Regions from separate parts of the Homo sapiens genome. Here region 1 is linked to region 2. A link is an interaction called in ENCODE POLR2A ChIA-PET data of the cell type or tissue named here. Cell type or tissue: GM12878. All regions are shown on one strand. Each heading gives the region's core, and the rest is flanking DNA. Links, peaks and the distances in the headings are about the cores only.

Evidence for each region. Peaks named below come from ENCODE experiments on the same cell type or tissue, not always from the same donor. Only the 100,000 strongest peaks of a DNase experiment are listed, where the experiment ranks them.
Region 1: POLR2A ChIA-PET joins it to region 2 with 5 read pairs; 1 of 35 experiments calls an interaction of 5 or more read pairs at or near these places.

The regions. Positions count from the first base shown.
Region 1 is chr15:74,448,037-74,463,253 of GRCh38, forward strand. It overlaps UBL7 (ubiquitin like 7), which reads right to left and starts at 13,124. Exons shown (of 11, transcript NM_032907.5): 1 at 13,001-13,124; 2 at 10,648-10,860; 3 at 8,516-8,635; 4 at 4,260-4,342; 5 at 3,400-3,484; 6 at 2,766-2,823; 7 at 1,900-2,033; 8 at 1,590-1,639; 9 at 1,150-1,317; 10 at 442-564. The coding sequence starts at 10,831. It overlaps UBL7-DT (UBL7 divergent transcript), which reads left to right and starts at 13,229. Exons shown (of 4, transcript NR_120377.1): 1 at 13,229-13,991. RefSeq lists enhancers at 1,451-1,951, 6,405-6,454, 11,170-11,689, 11,690-12,209, 12,365-13,211 and 3 more. In GM12878, for the core only: no CTCF peak of the experiment used is centred there; no DNase peak of the experiment used is centred there; H3K4me3 peaks cover 451 bases; H3K27ac peaks cover 1,583 bases.
Region 2 is chr15:75,117,962-75,133,178 of GRCh38, forward strand. It overlaps LOC124903530 (a long non-coding RNA gene), which reads left to right and starts at 12,975. Exons shown (of 2, transcript XR_007064721.1): 1 at 12,975-13,225. It also overlaps LOC124900369. RefSeq lists enhancers at 2,560-3,060, 12,775-12,964, 13,005-13,064, 13,235-13,484. In GM12878, for the core only: no CTCF peak of the experiment used is centred there; a DNase peak (open chromatin) is centred at 7,420; H3K27ac peaks cover 2,354 bases.

The DNA.
Region 1 (15,217 bases), core at 5,660-8,159, 670 kb before region 2:
TTTTGTCTGACCTAGGCCCTTACTTCAAGCAGCTGGGTTTCTTGCCTTGTTGCTCCCCAGCTCAGTGCCTGCCTGGTGCCCCTCCATGGCAGGGATGAGAACCAGCTTGCCACTAGCCCAGCATCTGGACTCAGGCCTAGTATACACATGCTCAGTCAATGATCACTGAATGAATGAATGAAATGGCCATGATTATCTAAGCCAGGTGGTCTAGGGAGTCAGGCCATGGTCACTAGGGGCAGGAGAAGCCTAGTGACCACTGTGTATGGTCTGAGAGTGTGCCCTTGCTAGGAACACTCTGCACCTGTCCCACTGCCATGCTCCAGCTGTTCCTAGAATGAAGCATGCCAGGTGTGAAGGACCGCCAGAGAGCAAAACAAAGGCTGGGCATCCAAAATAACAAGGAAGCCACATGGAAACCAAGACGTGGGGAAGACTGACCTGAAGGCTGGGCTGCCCAGAGGCCTGAAGGGCATGCTGTAGGGCTTGGCTGAAGAGATCATTGGTGATGGGCGTCCCTGACTGGACACCAGAGGACATTGGTGAGGTCCCTGAGGAATGACCCTAGAGACAAATTAGTGGTCAGTGCCACCCTCAGCGCCATCTCAATCTTATAGCAGATGCTCGCTGTTGTCATATCACCTCACAGCACTCCTGAGGTACCCAACTTCTGCCTCCCAACAAAGACCTGCCATAAGACAACCAAACAAAGGTAACTAGAAGCTCTCTATGTGGGCAGGAAAGGTTCCATTCTCTTCTGCACTGAGCCCCTTGTCCCAGCCTAGGACCCCAGCACTGCAGCACTGGGAGAGATGGCCTTGAAAGCTGAAGTGACTTGTCACCCAGAAATGCTTAAGCTGGTGATGTCTGCTCCCTGTCAGGGATGAGGAAGGGCATATTGTGTGCAGGAAGAGTCTTCTGAACTAATAGGGGGGACTACACGGGACCATGTTAAAATCTAGACTTCTGAGTCCTCAAGGCAAGTGAAGGGGAGGTCACTCAAGCTGCAGTAAGAAATCCCCACCAGGACTCCAGGGTTCAGCTTAAACTAGATCTAGCACCAGGGTCAGCAAAGGCAAATCTACTCTACTGCTGGGGAGCTTGTTCCTTGGGGGCCCAGCCTTGATCTTCCCGGCCCCGTCTTCATACCTGGGTGCCAGGAGTCGGTGTGTGAGAGCTGCTCTCCGGAGTGCTGGCCAGGGCCAAGGCGGTGGCCAGCTCACTCTGGGTGATGGGCCGGGGCCCAGCAGCTCCACTGTACCCCAGGGAGGCTGGGCGGGAGCTGGGAGTACTGCTAGAGGGTGTGGACCTGGTGTTCTGGAGAAAGAAGACACTCAGAATCAGGGAAGCAGTACTGTGAAACTCCCAGATGAACTCCACCCACCTCCAGCAATAGTTCTTGGGGAAACTCTTAAGTTCCCAGGTTCAGAAAGGAATCCAAAAGCAGAAATAGTATGACATGGTCTTGGCCCCCCAATGGCGTATGTCCATCTCCCAGCCTTGGGAGTGCCAGGTCCCAGGATGCAGCTCATTCCCAGCACCATCTCCCCCACATGTCAGCATGTCAGGCAGGCAGGCAGGCCACTTACTGGGTGAAAGTCATCCTCATCATCTGAGAGCCCTTCAAACAGGAAGCCACCTGGAGGAGGACGAACAGATTTCAGGAGGAAGAACAGAAAGGCACAGGCGCAGCTCCAGAATCTCAGCTCAAGTTACTCTCCAAATTCATATTTTCATCTCTCCCCTCGGAAAATTACAGGACAGATGCACTTCCTGACTCAAACCGAGAGTTCCCAAGGAACGCCCTCTGCCAACGCTATACATAGCTGCTGAGTAAAGCAAATTCCTGGGCCACTGCCGGCTCCTGAGGGGCCCACATTACACTTTTCAGGCGCTCACCTGGCATATCCCGGTATGAGCTGGAGGGCATGCTCCGGGAAGAGGAGTCAGTCCCAGGCATTGGGGCACTGCCTGCTACGGAGTGCAGAACCAGGACAATGGCATTGACGAGGGCTGGGTGAGCAGGCACCAACCTAGGATAGAAGCAGGAAGAAACCCAAGGGTGACTCCAAAAGAGCACCCTCAGCCATAACAGGAGTTCTGGGTGCCCCCTCACAACAATGCAGCCACCTGTGCCTGCTCTCAAATTCCTCAGTCTTTAGCATCTTCCACCAGGAAGCTTTATCCTCCTGCTGATCTGCCCCCAGCAACGGGTGCAAGGCCTTCAAATTCCTGGGGTCCGCTGCAGATTCTTCACCCTCTCCACAGGCAAGGCATGATGGGAAAGGTGCAGCCTGGGAGGCTCAGGGTTCTGGCCTGAGCACATGAGGAGTGTCTGGTCTAGGCACCACTACTACATCAGGCAACCCTGGACTGGTCCCTTCTCTTCCCAGGGTGGGGCTGTTTTCTTCACTTGCAAAATGAGGACATGTCCCTTTTAGCTTTGACACTTTACGGATCTGTACACCTGCTTCTCCTTTTGCCAGCTTAAAATCCTTGAAAAGCTCCCTAATTTCTACCACACGAAACCTAAACTGAGCCTGGCAGACAAGACCCTTTCCCTCAGAATCCTGCTTCCTCCCAGCACTCTTGACAAAAGCCCTGCTCTTGGGCTTTGCTCTTTCTCACCCCCTGACGTATCTAAGGGGTAGACTTGGTGACAGACTATGGATGGGCTCCCAGAGCAGACTGCAGGGTGACAATTAGGCTTCTGGCCTGAGCACGAGGAGAGAGAAGGTACCCTCTAATAGGACAGGTACACTTACGTATCAAGCATATTGGGATCAGCGAAGACAGAGAAGAGGTCCTTGTCCTGGAGAACCCCTGAAAAAGAGCAGAGCTCACCTCAAAGAAAGGAAATCAGCCAGATCCAGGAGGGAGAAGAGGCTTTGCGTCTCAGAGCAACCAGCTCAACAGGGACACAGGACAACAAGCCAATCTTCATGAGAAGTAGAGGAAGCAAAGCGCCAAGCAATACAATTCAGGTACTCCTCATCTTGGTCTAGTGAGGATGGTCCCCTGCTCTCCACCTCCCCTGCACTTTAGTCACATCACAGACTGGGTACCAAGACACCTGTCTCTTTCTCCCGTATCTCTGGGTTCTTCCCTTACTCAGGGTGTGCAGGACGCCTTCCCTGATTGCTGTGATGTGGGCTAACTGCTATCCTCATTTGGCATCCTCATACCCTTATTTACGATGTTAGTTAGGCCATTATCTCTCTGTGGGACTGAGAGCTCTTAAAGGGCTGGGGATATCAAACACACCTTGATTACTCTCCCTCTTCCCACAAGACCAGTCATTCTTCAAAAGATAGTCCAAGTCTCTTTAGAGGAATTGTCTTCTCCTGTTTTCTCCTTTTCCGACAACTCCTATTTCCTCAAATTCAGTCCTGCACTTACCAAGAGCAATAGGGTCACTGCTGAGGCCTGGGGTGGCCACAATGATCTGATCCAGAGACTCCTTATTGCTGAGCATCTTAAAGACCTGCAGGAGAAATGGCGGGGGCTGAGCACTCCAACCAGCTCAATGTACTCATCAAATGCCCACACTCTGCCAAAGGACTTCCTCCCTCTAAGTGCTTGCATGTACATCACCACAATGGAACAATAGCCCCAGAAACAGATGAACCTCTTTTTGCTCTAAGATCTTAGCTTACTGGAGGGGAAACAAACAATTTAAAAAAAAAAAAGGCAAGACCACAGTAAACCTTCAAATCTCTGTGCTCCTTTTCCCCACCTACAGTTTAGTGCTTCCAAAATAAAAGCTCTCATTACAAGCCCGGTAACAAAGGTTTCTCTAGGTTCCAATCCAAAAGTCCTTTTCAATCTCTGTACAATTACTATTTCATATTTGTATATATCGCTAAGTTCACAGCTATACTAATTTTGCCTCTCAACTCTCCTACAGAAAGACATCAGCCCACTTCCCCAGTGAGGACATCTAGGTCAAGGGGCAGTAAGCAGGCAGTTCAGCCAAAGTCGAAGAATGAGGCCCAGCAGAAACAGTATGAGGATCTTTTGGCTGTCACCATACGGGCAGGTTGTATTATTATCATTAGAGGGAATCAACAACGCCTGACTGAGACAGGCTCTTTGGGGAAAGACAGGGCTCTACTGAGGCCCACAGACATGGCAAAAACTCCCCAAGGAACTCTTGGTTGCCATGGCAACGGGCTTCCAGCTCCCACTCCACACCACTCGCCAGCCAGCGTTCACACCCTCTCCTACAGTCCTGGCTGGGGGCCGCAGCACACACTCACCGCCTCCCTGTAAGAGGAGCTGCTGTGCAGGGCAGTGTGCAACACCCGGAACTCTCTCATGGCAGCCACTTTGTCCACAGGTTCTGGGGGACAAGACATTCAGAGTTACCCTATAGCGCAGGTCCTGTCTCTGCCACAGACATGGCAACATCATTTCAGCATGTGCCAAGGAGCAGCCTGGTCTGTGCATTCCCTTCCCTCATCACCCCTTAAGAATGTGAGTGCCTGCTCAGAAAAACCCATTTGTGCCATGGATGTGAAAACTGCTAGTAAGCATCTTTACATTCACTTGTAAGCATCTTGCACAGATAAACAAACAAATTCAAGTTGCAGCAGAGGAGACTCTTACCACATGAAAAACGGTGCTCTGATCAACATACCACTGCAGGAATTCTAGACTAATAACATTTGTTTTTTGGTGTTTTTGCCTTTGTTTTTCAGACAGTCTCACCTCTTGCCCAGCCAGAATGCAGTGGCGCAATCTCGGCTCGCTGCAACCTCCACCTCCCTGGTTGAAGCAACTCTCGTGCCTCAGCCTCCTGAGTAGCTGGGATTACAGGTGTGCAACACCACTCCTGGATAATTTTTGTATTTTTAGTTGAGATGGGGTTTCACCATATTGGTCAGGCTGGTCTCAAACTCCTGACCTCAAGTGATCCACACACCTCGGCCTCCCAAAGTGCTAGGATTACAGGCGTGAGCCACCGTGCCCAGCCCTGGGTCACACTTTTTAAAGTATGGTTATCCTCACGAAGGACCACTACTTGTGACTGTACTGACTGTGTACTGCCCAACTCCAGGGCACCACTCCCAAAGCAAGGTGAATAGCACCCCTGGGGTTCAGGGTGGCAGCCACATCCTTATCGACAGTCCTGATCATGAGGCTGTCTTTTGAAAAACAGTCATCTTAAGTAAATTACCTAATTTATTCATTCAACAAACATGTACTAAGCATTTACTCCATGCCTGGCTTTAGGCAAGGAACTAGAATATGAAAAATAAGAACCCCTGCCATCAAGGAACTCTTAGGGCAGGAGGAGAAATGAGACTACATCAAATACACAATTACAAAATGCCACGTTGAAGACCTCAACAGAGACGTGGATCCCAGCTAGGGTACCAGGAACACAAAGGCAGACAGGCACCACTGAGAGGGAGGGTGAAGATAGACAGCTGCCTCCCAGAGGAGACCATTTGAAATGGGTATCAAAGAGAGAGCTGATATTTACTGGGGGGGTGAAGGTATTCCAAGCCTGAATGAGAACATGTGCAAAGGCATGGGAGAATAAAAGAATGTGGTGCTTTGAACAAACAGCAAGTCATTCTTTGTGGCTGGAGCTTGGGGTACACATTCCAGCTCAAACAGCAGGTTAAGGTGACGTCCTGAAGGGATTTGTAACCCGCCATGGAGGACTACCAAAGAGATCCAGGTGGGAAGACAGACAACAATGGGTTCTTCTCCTATAGGCCCTAATCTGTGGGAGAACACAAAATGTGATTCCTTTGTGAAGAAAAGCACTCAAGGAGCAAATATCTAAAACACTGTCACAAAACAGTTTCTTTACAGATCTAAAAGTTTATTGTAACCTTCCAATAAAAAGGTCATTTGTTTCAAAAATAATCCTCCAGGTAGAAGGTGGGAGGAAAAGGACTCTTAATATCTTAAGCCATTATTCAGCTAAGAGCCATGGCTGTCACTGTAAGATCTCTGAGCTAAATTCATCCTTTAGAAGTGGAACGCAGCCAGCCCAGTGGAAATGGTTTTCCTCTTGAGCCAGGAAAACCCCTGGTCCATATCCCAGCTCTTGCATTCACTTTCTAAGTAGCTGACCTTGAATAAATGCCCTAACCCTTTTCTTCCTCCATAAGATGCTAATGCTGTTACCTACCCTGCAGGGCCACTGTAATGATTAAATGAGGTATAAAAGGGAAAAAACCTGGCTCACAGAAGCCACAAATGTTATTTTCCTTCTGTTAATGCCCTCCAGCCAAAGAGCTGAGGGGCATATCTGTATTTAAACAAGTTGGGTTTACTGCTCAGTACAGAGAGAAGAATGCACACCACAGGAAACCGTGGGCTGTCTCAGTAAGAGGATATTAGAAAGGACTTTTTTTTTTTTGAGACAGAGTTTCGCTCTTGTTGCCCAGGCTGGAATACAATGGCGTGATCTCGGCTCATTGCAACCTCTGCCTCTTGGGTTCAACCGATTCTCCTGCGTCAGCCTCTCAAGTAGCTGGGATTACAAGCAGGCACCACCATGCCTGGCTAATTTTGTATTTTTAGTATAGACGGGGTTTCTCCATGTTGGTCAGGCTTGTCTCGAACTCCCAATCTCAGGTGATCCGCCCACCTCGGCCTCCCAAAGTTCTGGGATTACAGGCGTAAGCTGCTGCACCCGGCCAGAAAGGACTTCTTACAGGATTTTGGTTTTGTCTGGCTGATTTGGGGAAAAATTTAAAGAAGTGAGGTTTTACTCTGGATAGGATGCTTTCAGGCAGTGGGAGTGATTTTATAATTGAGTATCTTAATAACTCTTACCTAGAAGGAAGGAAAACTAGAGCAAGGTGGAAGCTGTAATTGGCCAAGAAGCAGCTGTTACTCTCATCAGCCAAGATAGAAAGATACTTGGTCACCTTTGTGGTTTGGATAATGCTCATGTTTTTGTGTTTCTGTTCAGCAATAATAGGGATCTTGTTTTTGTCTTAATCCATAGTGGTCTCAGAGTGGCCTTGACTGCTACTGGGGATCTGTACAATTGTTCATGATCCCCAAAAGGATTCCAGGGCCTGGCTGTGAGTGCCAGGCCAACCTCTGGATGTCAGGAACTCTGTTCCTCTTTCTCACTTCCCATCAGGGTATGAAAGACATTTTTGTCTTTTACAGTTAGAACTGAAAGGGGGGTAAATTTCAAACTGATAACTAGTCACAGCAATCATGAACATTATAAAAAGATGTCAACCTGCCAGTGTAACAAAGCTAATCTCTTTTACACAGCTTAGCTTTATTCTTAGGGAGGCTTTTAAAACACACATGCAAAATTTAAATCATGAATTCCAAGCACCTTCTATTTATAAACCAAAAAGGCATCTGAGGCTTTGTATATTTTCTCCAAGAGCTATTTAAATACTCTTTGAATATCTTCAGGAAAATACCAGTATAGCAAGAGCAGTTAGCTAACTGAACAAATCACCACCTGAGGCAGTTTGTAGGAAGATTTGTTAACAAGGGAATAAACTGCAGCATTAGGAAAGTGCCAAAAGTTTCCAGCTTTTTTCTAATGAGAACAACGATAATAACAAAAGGATACAAAGTTTACTTTGTATCACTAAAAAATAAACTGTTAACTTAAAGGAGTTTAAGTAGACACAAACTCCCTGTCCCATTAGGAAACAGTGGATGACAAACTTAGAAAGTGGAGAAACAAGCCAGGAATGGTGCCTGTACTTTGGGAGGCTGAGGTGGGGTGGATGGCTTGAGGTCAGGAGTTCGAGACCAGGTTGACCAACATGGAGACACCCCGTCTCTACTAAAAATACAAAAATTGAAGGCCGGGTACAGTGGCTCACGCCTTTAATCCCAGCACTTTGGGAGGCCGAGGCGGGCAGATCACAAGGTCAGGAGATCGAGACCATCCTGGCTAACACGGTGAAACCCCGTCTCTACTAAAAAACACAAAAAAAATTAGCCAGGCTTGGTGGTGGGCGCCTGTAGTCCCAGCTACCTGGGAGGCTGAGGCAGGAGAATGGTGTGAACCCGGGAGGCGGAGCTTGCAGTGAGCCAAGATCACACCACTGCACTCCAGCCTGTGAGACAGAGTGAGACTCCGTCTCAGAAAAAAAAAAAAAAAAAAAATTAGCTGGGCATGGTGACTCATGCCTGTAATCCCAGCTACTCGGGAGGCTGAGGCATGAGAATCACTTGAACCTGGGAGGCGGAGGTTGCAGTGATCCAAGATCAAGATTGTGCCACTGCACTCCAGCCTGGGCAACAGAGTGAGACTGTCTCAAAAAAACCAAAAAACAAAAAACAAAATGGAGAAACAAATCTTCCATTAGTGATGCCGGCAGTAAGAAGGTCAAAATTGGACTCTGTTTATCAGCATGGTCTAATCCAATAAGTAATAAAGATATCATTTATCATCAGCTCAGTAAATCATCCCTTTGTTCCACCCAGGCTTGTGCCTCAAGAACACACAGATCCTTCCCTTGCGGATATTACAGAAACTCTGCCTGCCTAAGGGCTGCCCCTCACTCACCCGGTTTCTGATCAGGTTCAGGCCAGGACTTTCGCAGAACATGGACAGTGGACCCAGGTTGAATGCCATAGAAGTCAAGTGTCTGGTCATCTTTTAGCTTCCGACCACAGTAGATCAGATCTAAAAAAAGAACTGTCCACTTATATTTTGCTCCTCAAAACAAATTTACATGGTTTTTGTCCCGAGAACCTTATTTTGATTAGATAGCTGGAGAATGATACATGTTTTAAAAGATACTCTTATTCAATAACTTAACAAATACTTTTTTTTTTTTGGAAAACAGGGTCTTACTCTGTTGCCCAGGCTTGAGTGCAATGGCACCATCACGGTTCACTGCAGCCTCAACCTCCTGGGGTCAAGCAATTCTCCCACCTTAGCCTCCTGAGTAGCTGGGACTACAGGCACATGCCACCACACCCAGCTAATTTTTGTAGTTTTTTGTAGAGACGGGGTTTTGCCATGTTGCCTAGACTAGTCTCTTAACTCCTGGGCTCAAGGGATCCTCCTGCCTTAGCCTCACAAAGTGCTGGGATGACAGGCGTGAACCACCATGCCTAGCCAATTAAATACATTTCAACAACTATTTGCAAATATAAACTCATAAAATGGACTTACATCGAATCTGGCCAGATGTGGTGGCTCACACCTATAAACCCAGCACTTTTGGAGCCTGGCCGACATGGCGAAACCTGGGCCATGGCGAAAATTAGGGCCGGGCACGGTGGCTCACACCTGTAATCCCAACACTTTGGGAGGCCGAGGTGGGTGGATCACCTGAGGTCAGGAGTTCAAGGCCAGCCTGGCCAAGATGGTAAACCTCGTCTCTACCAAAAATACAAAAATTAGCCAGGCATGGTGGCAGACGCCTGTAATCCCTGCTACTCAGGAGGCTGAAGCAGGAGAATTGCTTGAACCCAGGAGGCGGAGGTTGCAGTGAGCCAAGATCACACCACTGCACTCCAGCCTGGGCAACAGAGCAAGACTCTGTCTCAAAAAAAAAGAAATATATATATATATACACACATACACACAAAAATTAGCCAGTTGTGGTTGTGCGGGCCTGTAATCCCAGTTATTCAGGAGGCTGAGGCAGGAAAATTGCCTGAACCTGGGAGACAGAGGTTACAATGAGCTGAGATCTCGCCACTGCACTCCAGCCTGGGCAACAGAGCAAGACTCCGTCTCAAAAAAAAAAAAAAAAAAAAAGGATTCACACAGAATCTATCCACAGAAAAACTCTGGAGTTTAACATTGTGGAGGCTGCCCAATTTAAATCAATGGAAAAACAACAAAATAGGATGAACCCAATCCAGGTATGACTGAAAACATCTTTCTTGCCAGTTGGATCCTTTAGCTATTAAAAATTACCTTTTCAGTGTAATTTAATTATATTTAAATTCCTCCCTCCTCCACCTGGACTGCCCACGCCACTTTTTCTTTTTTACTGCCTTTCCTTTACTCAGTCAACCAAGCAAAAATCCTTCTAATCATCCCTGAAGACCTACCTCAAATATACTGAGGAGCCTCCCCTGACCAACTTCTCCTTTCCTAACTCATCCCAAACTTCTGTTCTTTCAGAAAAAGAATTCACAATGTTGGCCAGGAGCGGTGGCTCATGCCTGTAATCCCAGCATTTTGGGAGGCTGAGGCGGGCAGAATCACAAGGTTAGGAGTTCAAGACCAGCCTGGCCAACATGGTGAAATCCCATGTCTCTACTAAAAATACAAAAATTAGCTGGGCATGGTGGTGTGTGCCTGTAATCCCAGCTACTCGGGAGGCTGAGGCAGAATTGCTTGAACTGGGACCCAGGAGACAGAGGTTGCAGTGAGCCGAGATCGCACCACTGCACTCCAGCCTGGGCTACACAGCAAAACAAAAACAAAAACAAAAAACAAGACAATGTCATAAAGAACCTGGTGATAAGGTAGTTCAGTATAATACATGGCTGAAATGGCAACCAATAGTTTCATTATATGATTTGTGTTTCTATTTACCCAACATTCACTTCCCTGGAGTGTTAACATTATGAGGCAACAAATCCCAAGCCCTTACTTTACTCTTGTAATTCCAGAAGTATCCTCCCCCAAAAGAGATCAGAGCAGCAGCCCAACCCCAGTCCAGAGAGACTCACCAATCAGCTCAGGGTCTGGAACAGACTCCTGGAGTTTGCCAGCAATAAGCTGCTTCAGAAATGAAATACTATAGCCCCCTAGCGAGTATTCTCCCAGTTCTGTCTCTGGCAACCGAAGAATAGACTTTGGAGTAAGTGGCTGGTCAGCCAGCTTCACCGCCAGGTGCCAGTCTGAGAGAGACATCCTCTCTCTTTCGCGCTCTCTCTTTCTCCCTGTAAAAGAACAAAACCTCAGTGGTTAAAAGACAGACCACCACTCTACTCCACCCCCACCCACCAAAGGGTTGAATGAAAGACAATTCAATGTGACACTGTTGAAGAGGCATAGGGCGTACCATCAGGAGGCCAGAACTAGAATCTGGGGTTCTCTCTCTACTCATACTGTGATGGACAGCTCTCTAGGCCTCAGTTTCTTCATCCCTAACGTGGACATAAAAACGCCATCCAATCTAATAGGAATGTTGTGAGAGAGATCATCTAACCCTCTCCCTTCTGTATGCCCCTTTTTCCAATTTTCTTCAACTGTTGCTTGAACCAGTAGAACAGCTTTATAACAAGTTCCCTGCCTCTTGCCTCTCCCTATCAAATATCTATGCTGCCACCTAACAACACCCATCATTTTTTTTTTTTTTTTTGAGACGGAGTCTCGCTCTGTTGCCCAGGCTGGAGTGCAGCGGCGCGATCTCGGCTCACTGCAAGCTCCACCTCCCAGGTTCACGCCATTCTCCTGCCTTCCTGCCTCAGCCTCCCAGGTAGCAGGGACTACAGGCACCCGCCACGACGCCAGGCTAATTTTTTTTTTTTTTTGTACTTTTAGTAGAGACGGGGTTTCACTGTGTTAGCCAGGATGGTCTCGATCTCCTGACCTCGTGATCCACCTGCCTCGGCCTCCCAAAGTGCTGGGATTACAGGCATGAGCGACTGCGCCTGGCCACAACCCATCATTCTAAAACACAGATCTGACCAAGTCACTTCTCTGCTTAGAACTCTTCCAATGTCGGGCTGGGCGCGGTGGCTCATGCCTGTAACCCTAGCACTTTGAGAGGCCTAGGCGGGCGGATTGCCTAAGCTCAAGAGTTCAAGACCAGCCTGGCCAACATGGTGAAACCCGTCACTACTAAAAATACAAAAATTAGCTGGGCGTGGTAGTGCGCACCTGTAGTGCCACCTACTCGGAAGGCTGAGGTTGCAGTGAGCCAAGATCACGTCACTGCACTCCAGCCTGGGTGACAGAGAGAGACTCTGTCGCAAAAAAAAAAAAAAAAAAAAAAAAAAAAGCCAGACGCGGTGGCTCACACCTGTAATCCTGTCACTTTGGGAGGCCGCGGAGGACGGATCACTTAAGATCAGGTGTTTGAAACCAGCCTGGCCAACATGGTGAAACTACATCTCTACTATAATAGAAAAAATTTGCAGGGCGTGGTGGCAGGCGCTTGTAATCCCAGCTACTTGAGAGGCTGAGGCAGGAGAATTGCTTGAACCCGGGAGGTGGAGGTTGCAGTGAGCCGAGATAGCGCCACTGCACTCCAGCTTGGGCGACAGAGACTCCGTCCCTCCCTGCCCCACCCCGGCCCCCCAGAAAAAGACCTCTTCCAATACCTCTAAACCATCTATATAAATTAAGTCTAAACTTCATCGCCTGGCTTACAAAACTCCCTGCCAGCCTCATTCCCCAACAGAGCCCTACCCCTGCAAAGGACCTCCACAACATGTAAGTACACACTCATAACAAAGCTCTCCCCTATTTTACACCTCTGCTCATCTAACTCTGCATGTAATTTCTCTTCCCTTTTTGGCCTTTTAGCAAACTCCTACCGAAACCAACACAGATTCAATAACCTCAGTCCCCTCTCTTTCCTCTGTTGTTCCCACATCCCCTCAGAACAAAAGGGCTACAAATATCTGCTTGCCCCCTCCTCCACCCCAATTCTTGAATGCCCTTGAAAACAAAAGACTAAAGTTTTCTTCATCCTTGTCCCCATACCTGGCATACATGGAACCCCAGAAAATAAATCAGAAACTCTGACGGCGGAAGAATCTTGCAAAGCAAGATAAGTTCTTGTTATAGTCATCATTATTGCTTCCAAAGAGACCTCTGATAGAGAAGAGGAAAGAAAAGGCTGTGAAGCTGCCTAGCAGACCTTCAAGCATCCTCAAGGTATCTTCCACCTCAAGTTTATGCCAGAAGGAGGTCGTTTTATATACCATGTCTCACTTAATCCTCACAACGGTTCCCTAAGGCAGGCATTAGCCACATTTTAAAGATGAGGGAAGCAAGACTCAGTAAAATCACTGGCCCAAGGTCACAGATCGCTAGTAATGGGGCAGGAACACTATCCGGTGGCGACCTCACCGCTCCAGTGGGACCAGCTACTTGGCTGACACACATCGAGCCCGCGCTGCCCAGGGCCCCAGCGCCCTCACCCGTCCCGCGGAAGGAACCCGGCCGCACTGCCGCCGGTGTAAACACTCACTCTGGCCCTCTCGCCGGAAACCGGAAATTCCGCGCTGCATTCTGGGAGTTGCAGTTCCCGCTGTGGCCCCCCGCCCCCTTATAAACAGCCAGTCTACAAGAGGCGCTAGTTGCAAAGCTTCCGGTTCTGGGGGAAGGCGTGGCTTCCGCGCTCTTTGAAATGTCCGGCGCCGGAATGTCTGGGTGCTTTGGTTGGAGAGGGTCCCATTTCCAGTCATTCTTCAGCCTGGTGATTCCCGCGCTCCCCTGAGGAGCATATGAAGTACGTCGGTTCTGCCAGGTTGGAACGCGCTGCTGGACACTCGGCCGTAAGGCGGATCCCGGATCCCCTCCCACTCCGACCCTTCCCTCCAGAAGGGCCGGTTCCCAAACGGCCCCTTTAGACACATCCAAGCGGTTGCCGACGGCCCTCACGATGAAAACTGCTGTCCGTTGGTGAAGGCAGCCTCTTCTGTGCTCCTCGCCGCTGACTTCCTGAGGCGGACCTACCTGTGGAGGCATACCAGGAACCAGACGATGACCCCCTCCAAAAGTTGGGTCTTTGAGGAGAGCTACTAACTTGGGTTCCTGGTACACCCTCTACATGCAGTGGTGAAGCTTATCTAACAGTCATTCATAGAATCAGTTTGGGAAGGGGAATTTTCACTGAACTCTCATAGAGAAACTGTGTTTTAGATAACAGAAAGTTCTGCACGGTTAAAATGGAACAGAAATTTTTTTGCACAGAAATTAGGATTACCGAAAATACTGAAGAAAGACTACCTCTGATTGGACTCTTCTCAAGGAATTAATAATTCAAGAACTAAGGAAAGAAAAAAGTGATTATATGAAAATACTGAAGTTGATCGTAGCAGCTGAAGGCTGATCCTGTGTGGGTAAATGTAAACGCTGAATTCCCACATTCCAATGTGCGACCTGGGATTAAGGCAGCAATTGAGCAGGGTAATGTTACTGAGGAGAGCGAACAGATCGCAGGATCTCAGAAGGCCTAACATTAAAGGCAGATCACCCCTCTGTTCTCATAAGTTATATGGGGAGTTTTGAAATGGCTTTCACTGTCTTCAGGGAGTTTATCTTCAGGATAACTCCCATGTATGTTGTGGGCGCATTAGGAACCCATGGCTGTTCCCAAAGTCTCCCTTTCCCATCCTACCCATTTTTAGATATACCCCCTCTTTCAGTAATCCTTCCTAACTAGACTTCTTTAGACTCCTTCCTCTCCTGCCTACTAAGTTACTTGCACCTGAGCTCCATAATTTATCAAAATTATATATTGTGAATACTTTCCCAGTTCATGATTTTTTTTTTACTCTTAATGGTATTAGATAATTTAATTTCATTTTAAAACTTTTTTTTTTTTTTGAGACGGAGTCTTGCTCTGTCGCCCAGATTGGAGTGCAGTAGTGGCCGATCTCGGCTCACTGCACCCTCCGCCTCCCGGGTTCAAGAGATTCTCATGCCTCAGCCTCTTGAGGAGCTGGGGCTACAGGTACCTGCCACCACGCCCGGCTAATTTTTGTATTTTTAGTAGAGACGGGGTTTCACCACGTTGGCCAGGCTGCTCGAACTCCTGACCTCAGGTGATCCCAAAGTGCTGGGATTACAAGCGGTAGCCACCACGCCCGGCCTGAAATTTTGTTGTGATGGTTAGTGCCTTTTGTGTCCTATGTAAGAAATCTTTGCCTGCCCTCGTTATGAAGATACTATCCTAGGTTTTCTTCTGTGTTATTTTATCTTTCACATTTAGGTCTATGATTAATTTCACATTAATCTTTGTATATGATAGGAGTTAGACATCAAGATTCATCTCTTCCATATGGGTGTACAATTGATCCAGCACTATTTAAAAATTTTGTTCCCACTGAATTTCAGTGGCAGCTTTGTCATAAATCCGGTGACTATGTATGTCTGGGTCAATTTTTGACTCTTATTCTGTGCCATGGGTGTATTTTTCTGTCATTGTGCCAATGTCACACGTCTTGATTTCTCTAACTTTAGAGTAGGTCTTGATATCTGCTAGCCTTTTGGCTTTAAGAGGGGCATGGCTATTCTATCACCAATAGATGACAATTGTTAACTTTGTTTTATGCTTCTAAA
Region 2 (15,217 bases), core at 6,245-8,744:
CCTGATCTTAGGGGGAGGTTTCAGTTTTTCACCATTAAGTATGAAGTTGGTGTTGGGTTTTTCATAGGTGAACCTTAACAGGTTGAGGAAGTTCCCTTCTATTCCTAGTTTGCTGAGTGTCTTTATCATAAAAGAGTGTTGGATTTTGTCAAATTCTTTTTCTGCATCATTGAGATGATCTTGTGGTTTTCTTCCTTATTCTACTAATATGGTGCATTGGATTGATTCATTTTCGTAAGTCCAGCCAACCTTGCATTCTTGGGAAAAATCCCACTTGGTCAATCTTACATGTTGCTGGATTCAGTTAGATAGTATTTTATTAAAGATTTCTATATCTATATTGACAAGGGATATTGGTCTGTAGAATTTTTGTTTCTGTTTTTGTTGTGATGTCTCTCTGGTTTTGGTATCAGAATAATAACTGGCCTCATAGAATAGGTTAGGAAGTATTCTTTCCTCTTCTGATTTTTGGAAGACTTTATGGAGAATTGGAGTTCATCCTTCAACTGTTTTAAAATTCACTAGTGAAATCATCCCTACTTTTTCTTTGTGAGAAGTTTTTTGATCATATATATTGATCTTGCATACTGTGACCCTGCTACATTTGCTTATTAGTTCTATTAGTACTTAAAGTGCATTCCACAGGGCCAGGTGTGGTGGCTCACACCTGTAATCCCAGCATTTTGGGAGGCTGAGGTGGGAGGATCACTTGAGCTCAGGAGTTCAAGACCAGCCTGGGCAACATAGTGAGACCCCCCCCATCATTAGAAAAATAAAATACCCTCCAAAGAATTATCTACATACATGTCTTCTGCAATTAAAGACATTTTTACTTATTATTTTCCTACCTACATGCCTTTGTTTTCTTTTCCTTCCCTGATTTCACCAGCTTGAAATTCCAGGGTAATGTTGAGTAAGAGTGGGGAGAGAGAATGTCCTTGCCTTTTTCCTTATCTTAGGAGAAAAACATTCAGTCTGCACCATTAAGTATTAAGTTAGCAGTAGTTTTTTGGTAAATAGTCTATTGTGAAGTCCCCTTTTTTATTGCTGATTTTGGCAATTTGTGTATTCTCTCTTTTTTTCTTGGTCTCTATTAAAGCTTGTCAATTTTGTTGATCATTAAAAAAAGAAAAACGACTTTTGGGCTGGGGGCGGTGGCTCACACATGTAATCCCAGCACTTAGGAAAGCTGAGACAGGCGGATCACAAGGTCAAGAGATTGAGACCATTCTGGCCAACATGGTGAAACCCCGTCTCTACTAAAAATACAAAAATTAGCTGGGCATGATGGCACATGTCTATAGTCCATCCCAGCTACTCGGGAGGCTGAGGCAGGAGAATCACTTGAACCTGGGAGAGGGAGGTTTCAGTGAGCCGAGACTGCGCCACTGCACTCCAGCCTGGCGACAGAGTGAGACCCCCCATCACTAGAAAAATAAAATACCCTCCAAAGAATTATCTACATACATGTCTTCTGCAACTAAAGACATTTTTACTCATTATTTTCCTACCTACATGCCTTTGTTTTCTTTTCCTTCCCTGATTTCACCGGCTTGAAATTCCAGGGTAATGTTGAGTAAGAGTGGGGAGAGAGAATGTCCTTGCCTTTTTCCTTATCTTAGGAGAAAAACATTCAGTCTGCACCATTAAGTATTAAGTTAGCAGTAGTTTTTTGGTAAATAGTCTATTGTGAAGTCCCCTTTTTTATTGCTGATTTTGGCAATTTGTGTATTCTCTCTTTTTTTCTTGGTCTCTATTAAAGCTTGTCAATTTTGTTGATCATTAAAAAAAGAAAAACGACTTTTGGGCTGGGGGCGGTGGCTCACACATGTAATCCCAGCACTTAGGAAAGCTGAGACAGGCGGATCACAAGGTCAAGAGATTGAGACCATTCTGGCCAACATGGTGAAACCCCGTCTCTACTAAAAATACAAAAATTAGCTGGGCATGGTGGCACATGCCTGTAGTCCCAGCTACTCGGGAAGCTGAGGCAGGAGAATCACTTGAACCTGGGAGAGGGAGGTTTCAGTGAGCCGAGATTGCGCCACTGCACTCCAGCCTGGCGACAGAGTGAGACTTCATCTCAAAAACAAACAAAACAAAAAGCAAACAAAAAAAAAGGCCGGGCGCGGTGGCTCACGCCTGTAATCCTAGCACTTTAGGAGGCTGAGGCGGGTGGATCACGAGGTCAGGAGATCGAGACCATCCTGGCTAACATGGTGAAACCCCGTCTCTACTAAAAATACAGAAAAAATTATCTGGGCGTGGTGGCGGGCGCCTGTAGTCCCAGCTACTCCGGAGGCTGAGGCAGTAGAATGGCGTGAACCCGGGAGGTGGAGCTTGCAGTGAGCCGAGATGGCGCCACTGCACTCCAGCCTGGGCGACAGAGCGAGACTCCGTCTCAAAAGACAACACAAAAAAACACCAACTCTCTTTTTTTTTTTTTTTTTTTTTTGAGACAGAGTCTGACTCTGTCGCCCAGGCTGGAGTGCAGTGATGCAATCTCGGCTCACTGCAAGCTCCGCCTCCCGGGTTCACGCCATTCTCCTGCCTCAGCCTCCCGAGTAGCTGGGACTACAGGCGCCTGCCACTATGCCCGGCTAATTTTTGTATTTTTAGTAGAGACGGGGTTTCACCGTGTTAGCCAGGATGGTCTCGATCTCCTGACCTTGTGATCCGCCCGCCTCGGCCTCCCAAAGTGCTGGGATTACAGGCTTGAGCCACCGCGCCCGGCCTATTGTTTTTTTCTATTTCATTGATTTCTGCTCTTATCTTTATTATTTTCTTCTTCTTACTTTGGGTTTGATTTCCTTTTCTTTTTTGAACTACTTGAGGTGGAAGCTTAGATTATTGATATTTGATTCGTCTCCCATTGCAGCATAAGCATTTAAATTATGTAAATTATAAATTTACTTATAAGGCTGGGCACAGTCGCTCACATCTGTAATCCCAGCACTTTGGGAGGCTGAGGCAGGCAAATCACTTGAGGTCAGGAGTTCAAGATTAGCGTGGTCAACATGGTGAAACCCTGCCGCTGCTAAAAATACAAAAATTACCCAGGAATGATGGTGTGCACCTGTAATCCCAGCTACTCGAGGATGAGGCAGGAGAATCGCTTGAACCCTGGAAGCAGAGGTTGCAGTGAGCTGAGATCACGCCACTGCACTCCAGCCTGGACAACAGAGCAGATCACTTGGCTGGTCTTGAACTCCTGGCCTCAAGTGATCTGCCCACCTTGGTCTCCCAAAGTGCTGGGATTACAGGTGTGAGCCACCACACCTGGCACCCTGATGGGATTTTGACTGGTATTGCATTAACTCTGTTGGTTGCATTGGGAAGAGTTTGTCACTTAACCATGTTGATTTTTCTACTTTATAAACATTTATGTAGATATTTTTTAGTTTCTCTCATCGGTTTTGTTTTGTTTTCTGCATACTGCTCTTGCACATGTTTCGTTAGATTTTTACAAAGTAGGAATCTGTTTCTTATGCAGTTCTAAATGGTACTTTTCAAAATTTCCAATTTATTTATTGCTAATCTATAGGAATACAATTGATTTTTTTTTTCCTTCTACAAATGTCTGAGGTAGGAAAACAAGGCTGCCCAGCTTGTGGCAGCCCTGATAATCCTCAAAGGCTGATCTTGGCCTCCAGCCCTGACTGAGGAGAAAAGGGGCCACCCATAGCCCCACTGGCACAATTGGTTTTTCTATGCTGACCTCATATCCCATAACTTTGCTTAAGTCATTCATTGTAGGAGCTTTTTGTAGATTCTTTGTGATTTTCTATAAAGGCAATTATGTATTTTGCTAACAGAAACAGGTTTGTTTCTTCTTTGCCAGTCTGTAGGCCTTTTATTTGTTTTTCTTGACTTCTTGCACTGGTTAGGGCCTCTAGTAAAATATTGAATGGGTGTGTTAAGAGGAGGTATCCTTGCTTCTTCCTGAACTTAGAGTGAAAGAATTCAGTTTCTTACCATAAAATATGACAGTAGATGTAGGGTTTTTGTGAATGTCCATCATTGAGTTGAGGAATTCCCATTAGTTCTTAGTTTGCTGAGAGGTTTTCATCAGGAATAAATGTTGGATTTCTTCCATGTCTTTTAACTTCTCTTTCATATTTCACCATTTTTTCATTCTTTGCTGAATTTTTAGTAATTTCTTAAACTGTTTATTTTATTTTATTTTTGAGACAGTCTCACTCTGTTGTCCAGACTGGAGTGTGGTGGCGTGACATTGGCTCACTGCAACCTCCGCCTCCCAAGTTCAAGTGATTCTCAAGCCTCAGCCTCCCGAATAGCTGGGATTACAGGTGCCGGCTACTATGCCCGGCTAATTTTTGTATTTTTGGTAGAGACAGGGTTTTGCCATGTTGGCCGGGCTGGTCTCAAACTTCTGACCTCAAGTGATCTACCTGTCTCAGCCTCCCAAAGAGCTGGGATTACAAGTGTGAGCCACCACACCCAACCTCTTTTGAGGTTTTAAATCTTAATAATTATAGTTTCATTCCTGAGAGTTTTATTTGGTTCATCTTCAAATATGCCTAATTAATTTAATTAGTTTATTTGCCATATTTTCAGTATCGCTTTACAATTCTTTTTTTTTTTTTTTTTCAGACAAGGTCTTGCTCTGTTGCCCAGGCTGGGGTGCAGTGGCACCATCTCGGCTCATTGCAGCCTCCACCTCCCGAGTTCAAGCAATTCTCCTGCCTCAGCCTCCTGAGTAGCTGGAATCACAGGCACGCACCACCATACTCGGCTAAGTTTTGTATTTTTAGTAGAGACAGGGTTTTGCCATGTTGGCCAGGCTGGTCTCTAACTCTTGACCTCAAGTGACCCACCCATTTGGCTTTCCAAAGTGCTGGGATTACAGCTGTGAGTCACCGCACCTGGCCCGTTTTACACTTCTTTAAACATATTAAAAATTTTTTTTCAGCTGGGCATGGTGGTTCATGCCTGCAATCCCAGCACTTTGGGAGGCTGAGGTGGGCAGATCACCTGAGGTCAGGAGTTCGAGACCAGCCTAACCAACACGGAGAAACCCCATCTCTACTAAAAATACAAAATTAGGTGTGGTGGCTCATGCCTGTAATCCCAGCTACTTCGGAGGCTGAGGCAGGAGAATTGCTTGAACCCGGGAGGTGGAGGTTGCAGTGAGCCGAGATTGCATCATTGCACTCCAGCCTGGGCAATAAGAGCAAAACTCCATCTCTCTCTCTATATATATAATAAATATATATATAATAATATATATTATATGTCATATATAGTTATATATTATAATTATATAATCTATAAATATATAAAAATATATAATATATAATATATATTTATAATATATAATATATATTTTTCCGTGTGTGTGTGTATATATATGTGTATATATATGTATTTTTTTTTTTTTTTAGAGAGAGAGAGATGGGGTCTCACTCTATTGCCCAGCCTGGTCTTGAACTCCTGGCTCAAACAATCCTCTAGCCCAGGCCTCCCAGAGTGCTGGGATTACAGCCGAGCGCCCGGCCTGAAACACTTATTTTCTATCCTGCATCTCATCATTCTATTTTATGTAGTATTTGTGGGTCTCATCTTGTTATTCGTTGTTTCTGCTGACTCATGCCCTTGTGGTTTGTTTCTTTTTGAGTTTATTGATGTTTAATTATGAACTTATGTTCCTTGAAATTCTTTGTGGGAAGTCTTTGAATCTGTGTTTAAAATATATTCTTCCAGAAAGGATTTTTGTTTGCTTTTGCCAGGCGCCTAGGGGTACTTCCAACTCAGATCCACTTAAAAATTGTTTTTGGCTTAGTGTTTTTCCAATCACATAGGGAATATGATGTTGGGCTTTTCTCTGTGTGAATATCAGCTTGTTATGCATTTTACTGGATTTCTTTTTAGCCTGTGTTACCTCTCCAGCACAGCTAAGTGGGTACGGCAAAGTCTTCTGTGGCTGAGTTGTTTTCTCCCCATTTCTCCCTTAGGGCACTGGCTTTTGAGAAGTCCCAAATTTGGGGGAGAAAGGAAATCTTTGATAACCTACTTCCCAGGACCAGACCTCAGGTCTTTTCTTCTCTTTCCTCATTTTGTTTCCCCTAAAAGCAAAGCCTCAGACAAAGGTTTTTGTGTAATTAACTTTGGAAGTAATCCCAGGGAGTAGGAGTGAGGGCTGGAGAGAGAAAGAAAGAGGGAAGCCCGGGACAAGGTCGCATTATTTAAGGGGACCTCTGATAGGTGCTTGATTCCATAGGATCTTCCAAGGAGTCTTATGAAATGGGAGATACAAAAAAGACACAATGAGTATTTGCTTGTGTCAATCATTGGTCAAGAGTGGCCTCACAGACATGAACTCCCCTGAACTTGGGGTCTGCGCATGCATAATGGTTCAGGGGATTCCCGAGAGCATCTGCCCTGTGGGGTCAGTGAGACTCAGACAGGAAGGGAGGGGTGGGCCCCATGTGCCCAAGGTGAGGCAGCACCTGCATGAGGCCCACAGAACACTCATCACCTCAGCAGTGGCCAGAATCAGAACTGGGGCCAAGCAGACTGAAGTGGTGCCCAGGAGGTGCCTGGCACACTGGCCATTTACATCCCAGGGTCTCAGAAAGCACAGGCCCCGGTGCAGGCTCACCCTGATGGGGTCATGCTCTTGTTATTCTGGCTTCTGACTGATTCCCTGTTTAACACCCTTTTATCTGTGCTTTCACACACACATTTTTGGTATTTCATTCAGCATTTTTAGGAAGGGATTTCTCTATTCAGCTAGTCTGCATATTTCCAGATAGAGAAATAAATGGTCATTGTTTTCAAATGTTTACATATACTTTATTTTTAAATTTTTATTATTTGAGATGGAGCCTTGCTCTGTCGCCCAGGCTGGAGTGCAGTGGCACGATCTTGGCTCACTGCAACCTCCTGCTACTGGGTTCAAGTGATTCTCCTGCCTCAGCCTCCTGAGTAGCTGGGACTACAGGCGCGTGCTACCACGCCCGGCTAATTTTTGTATTTTTAGTAGAGATAAGGTTTTGCTATGTTGGCCAGGCTGGTCTCAAACTCCTGACCTCAAGTGATCCTCCCACTTCGGCTTCCTAAAGTGCCGGAATTACAGGCGTGAGCTACTGCGCCCGGCCTCAAAATGTTTATATATACTTCAATATTCTTTTTGTTATTATTTGCTAAGTATTGAAACCAAGCATTCCTTTCTGGAGCTCCCATAACTCACTTTGTGCCCTGTTTTGAAAAACAGGCCAGTCAATAATGACAGCAGCAACGCAGCAGCTCCCAGCTTTTCAACACCTACTGTGTGGCTGACACCTGCTGTGGCTTTATAGGCATTATGTCAGTGAATTCTCAAAACTACCCTAAAATAGTCACTCTGGTTCCCTTTTTTCATATATTTTTTATTTTTAAAATTGAGACAAGGTTTTGCTGTGTTGCCCAGGCTGATTTCAAATTCCTATGCTCAAGTGATCCTCCCACTTCGGCTTCTGGTTCCCTTTTCCCAGCCACTGGTTCCCTTTTCACAGAAGAGGAAACCATGGCCTGGAAAGGGGCCAAGGCCACATAGTATTTACGTCAAGCTTGTCCAACCCACAACTCACGGGCCACATGCGGCCCAGGATGGCTTTGAATGCAGCCCAACACAAATTCATAAACTTTCTTAAAATATTATAATTTTTTTTTTTTTTTTTACAAAAAATTAGCCAGGCGTGGTGGTGCATGCCTGTAGTCCCAGCTACTTGGGAGGCTGAGGCAGGAGAATTGCTTGAACCTGGGAGGCAGAGGTTGCAGTGAACTGAGACCGTGCCACTGCACTCCAGCCTGGGCAATAGAGTGAGACTCCATCTCAAAAACTAAAATATAAAATAAAATAAAATAAAAATTTTTTTGGCAAAATTTTTTAAGCTCATCAGCTATCATTAGTGTTAGTGTATTTTATCTGTGGCCCAAGACAATTCTTCTTCTTCCAGTGTGGCCCAGGGAAGCCAAAAGATTAGACACCCCTAATAAGTTGTTGAGCCAGGATTGTGTCCAAAGCTTCCCCACTTTTACTACATCGCATGCCTTTCTATGGAAAAAAGCCTTCCCTTCTTCCCTAGTACTTCTCCCAAAACACACACTCATATAGAGTAGCACTTGAGATCCAGTGCCCCTTGGCAGCCGATTGCAGTGGGTAAGCTGAGCTCAGGGTTGCAGGCCAGCAGGGCGGCAGTCAGCACACAGAGCTTTCCTATCCCCCCAGGAAACCTGCAAGGACCCCAGTAGGCCTTAGATGGCCAGTGTTGGCAAATCCTAACTGGGAGGCAAACTGGGAGAGCCCACTGCCGTTGCAGACTGGTTACTGTCCCCGCTGGAGCCCTGTGGAAGTGGGTAGAAATCCAGGCCTAAGGAGGGTACCAAGCCAGAGCCACCTGCCCCCTAGTACCCCAGCCTGGGGGGGCCACCCAGTGAGCATTTCTGTCTCCTCGGGTGCTGTAGTCAAGGTGAAAAGCAAGTTGCAACCTGAAGGCTGGGCATTCCAGGTATAGGGCTTCTTCTGGTTAAAATGTGTGGGTACGGGGACTAGGGGAGGCTTGGAAGGGGCTGTCCCCAGAGTTTCTATGAGTGAATATATACTTTGAAACACTTAGAACCTTATTGTCAGCATGGACAGACAGGGACCTTGGGGACAGAGGGACATTAAGGCCAACATCTTGTTTTATAGATCAGTAAACTGAGGTCCAGAGACCCATGGCCTAGCGAAGGAGGTTCAAGTGCAGGCCTTCCTGACCACAGTGCACCGCCAAGGCTCCTTCTCTACACCACTGCATGTGTGCGTGTGAGTGGGCAGCTGCACACCATCGTATACGTAAACGTGTTTACGCATGGAGTACATGTGCTTTATGGTGCAGGGGTGAAGGCACAAAGGCGTGTGTATGGGGGGGCTGGGGTGTTATACTAGCAGGCTGAGCAGACTGTAACAAGGGGACACACATCTCTCTTTTGGGCCAACCCATGTTTGGAGAAGACAGGAGCTTTCTCATGCACAAGCGCCAAGAGAGGAAAGTGAACCCAGGTTTGGGCGGTCTGTGGTGACTTGTGCCATGGACCATGTGGAAGCCTGAAGATGCCTGGGGCCTTCGTAGTACCATTGCCTTTAGCCTCCCGTGGCCACCTGCAGCAACTGCCATCACCCTTACTGTGGACGGGAGTTGCACTGCTAAAGTCCCCACGGCCCTGCAGGATGGCCAGAGATGTCTGCCCTCACTCCGCTACCCTCTCAGTCTTCTTTGACCACTCTGGTCCCCCAACCTCAATGTCGACCCCACATCTGCAAGTGACATCACTGTCCATGTAGCTCTGTAAGTCTTCAAACTGGGAGTCAGCCTACCTCCTGCCATCACTGACCTTCAAGCAATCCAGATGAAAAATGCCTCTGGGCATTTTGGGGACAGGAGATATAAGGAATGAGTCATAAATATCCTGTCATATAAAATAGGATGCTATGAAACACTCCCCGGGTCATGTCAAAAGGAGACAGGAGCCAACCTGAATACACTTCCACCAGCCAAAGGCGAGATTTTTTGAGCACCAGTAAGATTAATAACTGCAATGGATTGACACCAATCAGACATGTTTAAATCCACTGATTCACACATATTTAAAAATAACTAGTTTTTCACCTTAGGGGGATGCTAGGCAGCTGGTAAATAAAGGGAAAGCATTAAATATTTGTCATGTCTTTTGCATATGATCTATCTCTCAGGATAACTAAATAATCAATGAGGGCAAGTTTCACTTTGTAGAAATATGCAGGTTAATAAAATAAGAAATAATACAGTTATAATGTCACTATTTTGCAATTCCTCATGAATTTAAGTAATGATCATCCATGGCTGCAGATGTTGCAAAATGAGACACAACCAGAAGTTAGGTGCTTCCTGATGGAAGCACATATCACCATCTAGGAGGTGGTCTTGAAAAAAATAGTTGGACGTGAATTTGTTCAAGCCTCCCTAACTAAATACAGAAGACAGAAGACATGTTAAATGGTACCACAGGGTTGCAATCAACCAAATTCAGACTGTGGGAAACTGCAAGGATAAACAACCTAGTTTCCAGCTTGGTGCGGTAGCTCACGCCTGTAATTCCAACACTTTGGGAGGCTGAGGCTGGTGGATGACTTGAGGTCAGGAGTTCGAGACCAGCCTGGCCAACCTGGTGAAACCCTGTCTCTACTAAAAATACAAAATTTAGCTGGGTGTGGTGGCACACGCCTGTAATCCCAGCTACTCGGGAGGCTGAAGCTGGAGAATCACTTGAACCCTGGAAGCTGAGGTTGCAGGGAGCCGATATCACGCCACTGCACTCCAGGCTGGGTGATAGCAAGACTCGGTCTCCAAAAAAAACCAAAAAACAAAAACAAAATTAAAAAAATCCCCCAATTTCCTTAACAAAACAGTATTACAAAACAAAAAGAGACGGAGGGGAAACTTGCAGGTTTTAAGATTTATCAACCAAGCCCTATTTATAGACTTTATTTGTATATTAATTCAAACACCTGTTAAAAAAGAAAATGAGGCCAGGAATGGAGGCTCACACTTGTAATCCCAGTGCTTTGGGAGGCTGATGCGGGTGGATCACTTGAGGCTAGGAGTTCCAGATTAACAAAGTGGGCAACAAAGTGAAACCTTGTTTCTACAAAAATTTTAAAAAATTACCAGGCATGGTAGTGCACGCCTGTAGTTCCAGCTACTCAGGAGACTGAGGCAGAAGGATTACTTGAGCCCAGGAGTTTGAGGTTGCAGTGAGCTATAGTTGAACCACTGAACTCCAGCCTGGGTGACAAAACAACATCCTGTCTCAAGAAAAAAAAAAAAAGAAAAAGAAAAAATTATAATTGAAGAAATAGAAAACACCAACTGGATTATAATTTCCATTAATGACTTATTATTGATTTTTATATGATAAAGTAGTGACTTCTTTCTTTCTTTCTTTTCTTCCTTGCCTTTCCTTTCTTTCTTTCTTTTTTTTTTTTTTTTTGAGACAGATTCTTGCTCTGTCACCCAGGCTGTAGTGCAGTGGCTCGATCTCAGCTCACTGCAAGCTCTGCCTCCCAGGTTCACGCCATTCTCCTGCCTCAGCCTCCCAAGTAGCTGGGATTACAGGCGCCCGCCACCACGCCCGGCTAATTTTTTGTATTTTTAGTAGAGAGGGGGTTTCACTGTGTTAGCCAGGATGGTCTCGATCTCCTGACCTTGTGGTCTGCCTGCCTCAGCCTCCCAAAGTGCTGGGGTTACAGGCCCAGGAACAGGATAATGATAATATCTGTTCCAAACAGTGTCTTCACTAAATAATCCCAACCAGTAAGAAATAGAATCATTTCAATCACAAGACTCAAGTCACTCCAAAAAGATGATGCTAAGAGCTGTTGATCACGTGTTCCTACAGCGATCCATACCAACATACTGATGAAGCTACAGCTAAGGTATTAGGCTACTGTGCTCCCATCTAGGAAGTGACCCCCAGGGATTCTTCACCCTGTGCTTTCACCAGCACTCTGTATATGAACTTAACCACCTCAGCACTCCCCCCTGCTTTTGCCATGTCTTCTGTGTTTGGATGTTGAGTATTGCTGGATGGAAAGCTTTGCTATCAGCAGAACAATGGTTGAGGTTGTAAAAGCCTACTAAGTGCCATTCTAAAATGGGTCGTTGTGCTGTATGAAACAACAACCACAACAACTCAGAAGCTTCAAACAATAATCCTTTATTGTCACGCTCATGACCTGTGGGTCAGCTGTACAATTCAGCTGAAATTGAATCGTACCTTGGTTGATCGAGGCTAGACTCCAAGCTGCAGGCTGAGTTCAGATCTGCTCGGCATGTCCCTCGTTCTCCTGGGACCAGCGGCTACCCAGGGATTATGGCCTGTTCCTGGAGACTCATTCCTGGACCCAGAAGGAAGGAGCAGCAGCTATATGGGGCACGTTCTTGTCATGGCAGATTACTGCAGCATGAGAAGGCATGTCCAACTGAGCAAGCACATTTCAAAACTTCTCATGTCAGGTTCACAAGTTTCCTACTGGCCAAAGCAAGTCACATGGCCAAACACAAAATCAAAAGGTGGGAAAGTATTCTCTGTCCACCATGGCAAGGATGTGGGTGGATAATTATATTACAAGGGACAAATAATTCAATCTTTCACAGTCTTTGGGGATCCAGGGCACTGCCTTTGTTCATGCCCCAGCACTTCTCATCAAGACAAAAGAACATCCTGCTAGGAGACTTTCCTGCCACTAGCAGAGCCCCTTCAAACCTAGTGGCAGCTAGAGTGATTTTTTTTTTTTTTTTAACTAGCTCTCCTCTAGTTTTGTCTGTTTGTGTGTATGGTAAAAAAATGCATAAGATAAAATTTACCATCTTTTTTTTTTGAGACAGAGTTTTGTCTTGTTGCACAGGGTGGAGTGCAATGGTGCATTCTTGGCTCACTGCAACCTACGCCTCCCAGGTTCAAGCTATTTTCCTGCCTCAGCCTCCCGAGTAGCTGGGATTACAGGCATGCGCCACCACGCCCAGCTAATTTTTGTATTTTTAGTTGAGACAGGGTTTCACCATGTTAGCCAGGCTGGTCTCAAACTTCTGACCTCAGGTGATTCACCAGCCTCAGCTCCCAAAGTGCTGGGATTATAGGCGTGAGCCACCACACCCATGCCTGGCTCCCCTTTCCTTTTTTTTGTTGTTTTTTTTTTTTGTTTTTTTTGCATAGAGTCTCACCCTGTTGTCCAGACTGGAGTACAGTGGTGTGAACTCGGCTCACTGCAACCTCTGCCTCCTGGGTTCAAGCAATTCTCCTGCGTCAGCCACCTGAGCAGCTGGGACTACAGCCGTGTACCACCACACCTGGCTAATTTTCGTATTTTTAGTAGAGACAGGGTTTCACCATGTTGGCCAGGCTAGTCTCGAACTCCTGACATCAAGTGATCCACCTGGCTTGGTCTCCCAAAGTGCTGGGATTACAGACGTGAGCCACTGTGCCTGGCCAAAATTTACCATCTTAACCATTTCTAAGTATAGAGTTAAGTACCGTTAGTTAAATTCGCATTGTTATGGAAGAGCTCTCCGGAATTTTTTTAGCTTGCAAAAGTGAAACTATACCCATGAAACTAACACCTCTGTATTTCCCTCTCCCCAGCCCCTGACAACCACTATTCTACTTTCTGTTTCTATGAATTTGACTACTATAGACAACTCATGTAAGTAGAATCACATAGTATCTGTGTTTTGGGGACTGGCTTATTTCACTTAATAAGATGTTCTCAAGGTTCAACCATGTTGTAGCATGTGTCAGAATTTCCTTCCTTTTTAAGGCTCAATAATATTCCGTTGTATGTATATACCTCATTTTCTTTATCCATTTGTCAGTGGACACTTGGGTTGCTTTTGACCTCTTGGCTATTACAACTAGTGCTGCTGTAAGCATAGTGTGGAAATATCTCCTTGAGATCCTGTTTTCAATTATTTTGGCTGTAAAACCAGAAGTGAGATGGTTGGGTCATAGGATAGTTCTATTTTTAGTGTTTTAGGAACTTCCATATTGTTTCCCATAGTAGCTGCCCCATTTTACATTCCCACCAGCAGTGCAGAAGCATTCCAGTTTTCACACATTATTGCCAACACTTGTTATTTTCTGTTATTTTGATACTAATTATCCTAATACGTGTGTTTTTTTTCTTTTTTATTTTGGAGACAAGAGTTTTGCTCTTGTCTCCCAGGCTGAAGTGCAGTGACGCAATCTCAGCTTACTGCAACCTCTGCCTCCTGGGTTCAAGTGATTCTCCTGTCTCAGCCTCCTAAGTAGCTGGAATTACAGGTGCCTGCCACCACAACTGGCTAATTTTTTGTATTTTTAGTAGAGACAGGGGTTTTACCATGTTGGCCAGGCTGGTCTCGAACTCCTGACCTCAGGTGATCCACCTGCCTCAGCCTCCCAAAGTGCTGGGATTACAGGCGTGAGCCACAATGCCGGGCCTCAATTTTTTAATTAAATTTTTTATTTTGAGATAATTATAGATTCACATGCATTATAAGAAATAATATAGACAGATTCCATGTACTCTTCACCTGGTTTCCTTCTCATTTCCTCAGTGGCAACATCTTGCACAATAGTACAATATCCACAGCCAGGAAATTGATATTGATACAATCCATAGATCTTGTTCAGATTTCAGCAGCTTACATATTCAGAGTGACATTTTAAACAAGCAAATCTGATCCTATCACTTACCTGCTTAAAACTTTTCCAAGGATGTTCATTACATAATTGTTTGAACTGGTTTATTTTTGAGACGGAGTCTCGCTCTATTGACCAGGCTGGAGTGCAGTGGTGTGATCTCGGCTCACTGCAAGCTCCACCTCTGGGTTCATGCCATTCTCCTGCCTCAGCCTCCCAAGTAGCTGGGACTACTGGCGCCCACCACCATGCCCGGCTAATTTTTGTATTTTTAGTAGAGACGGGGTTTCACCGTGTTAGCCAGGATGGTCTCGATCTCCTGACCTTGTGATCCGCCCGCCTCACCCTCCGAAAGTGCTGGGATTACAGGCGTGAACCACCGCGCTGGGCCTGAACTTGTTAAAAAATGAGAACCAACCTAAATGTCCAGCAGCAGCAGGATGGTTGAATAGATTACATTGCGTCCATATAATAGGCACACAATCCAGCCAGGAAAACTTGGAGCAGTCGTATGTACGCTGATATGGGCTGGGTTCCATGGTCTATTCTTTTCCTACGGAAAAAAGCCAGGTACAGGATTGTGAATACCTGGCCGGGCACGGTGGTGCACGCCGTAATCCCAGCATTTTGGGAGGCTGAGGCGAGTGGATCACCTGAGGTCAGGAGTTTGAGACCAGCCTGACTAACATGGTGAAACCCCATCTCTACTAAATACAAAAAATTAGTGGAGTGTGGTGGCACATGCCTGTAATCCCAGCTACTTGGGAGGCTGAGGCAGGAGAATCACTTGAACCCGGGAGGCAGAGGTTGCAGTGAGCCGAGATCATGCCATTGCACTCCAGCCTGGGCAACAAGTGCGAAACCCTGTCTCAAACAAATAAATAAATAAAAATAAATAAATTGTGGATACCTTTTGGGTATAAAGGCATACAATATAGGAAAGGGTACATAGTACACTGACCACAGTAGTTGTCTCAGCAGGCTGAGATTGTGTAGTGGGATGGAAAGTTAATTC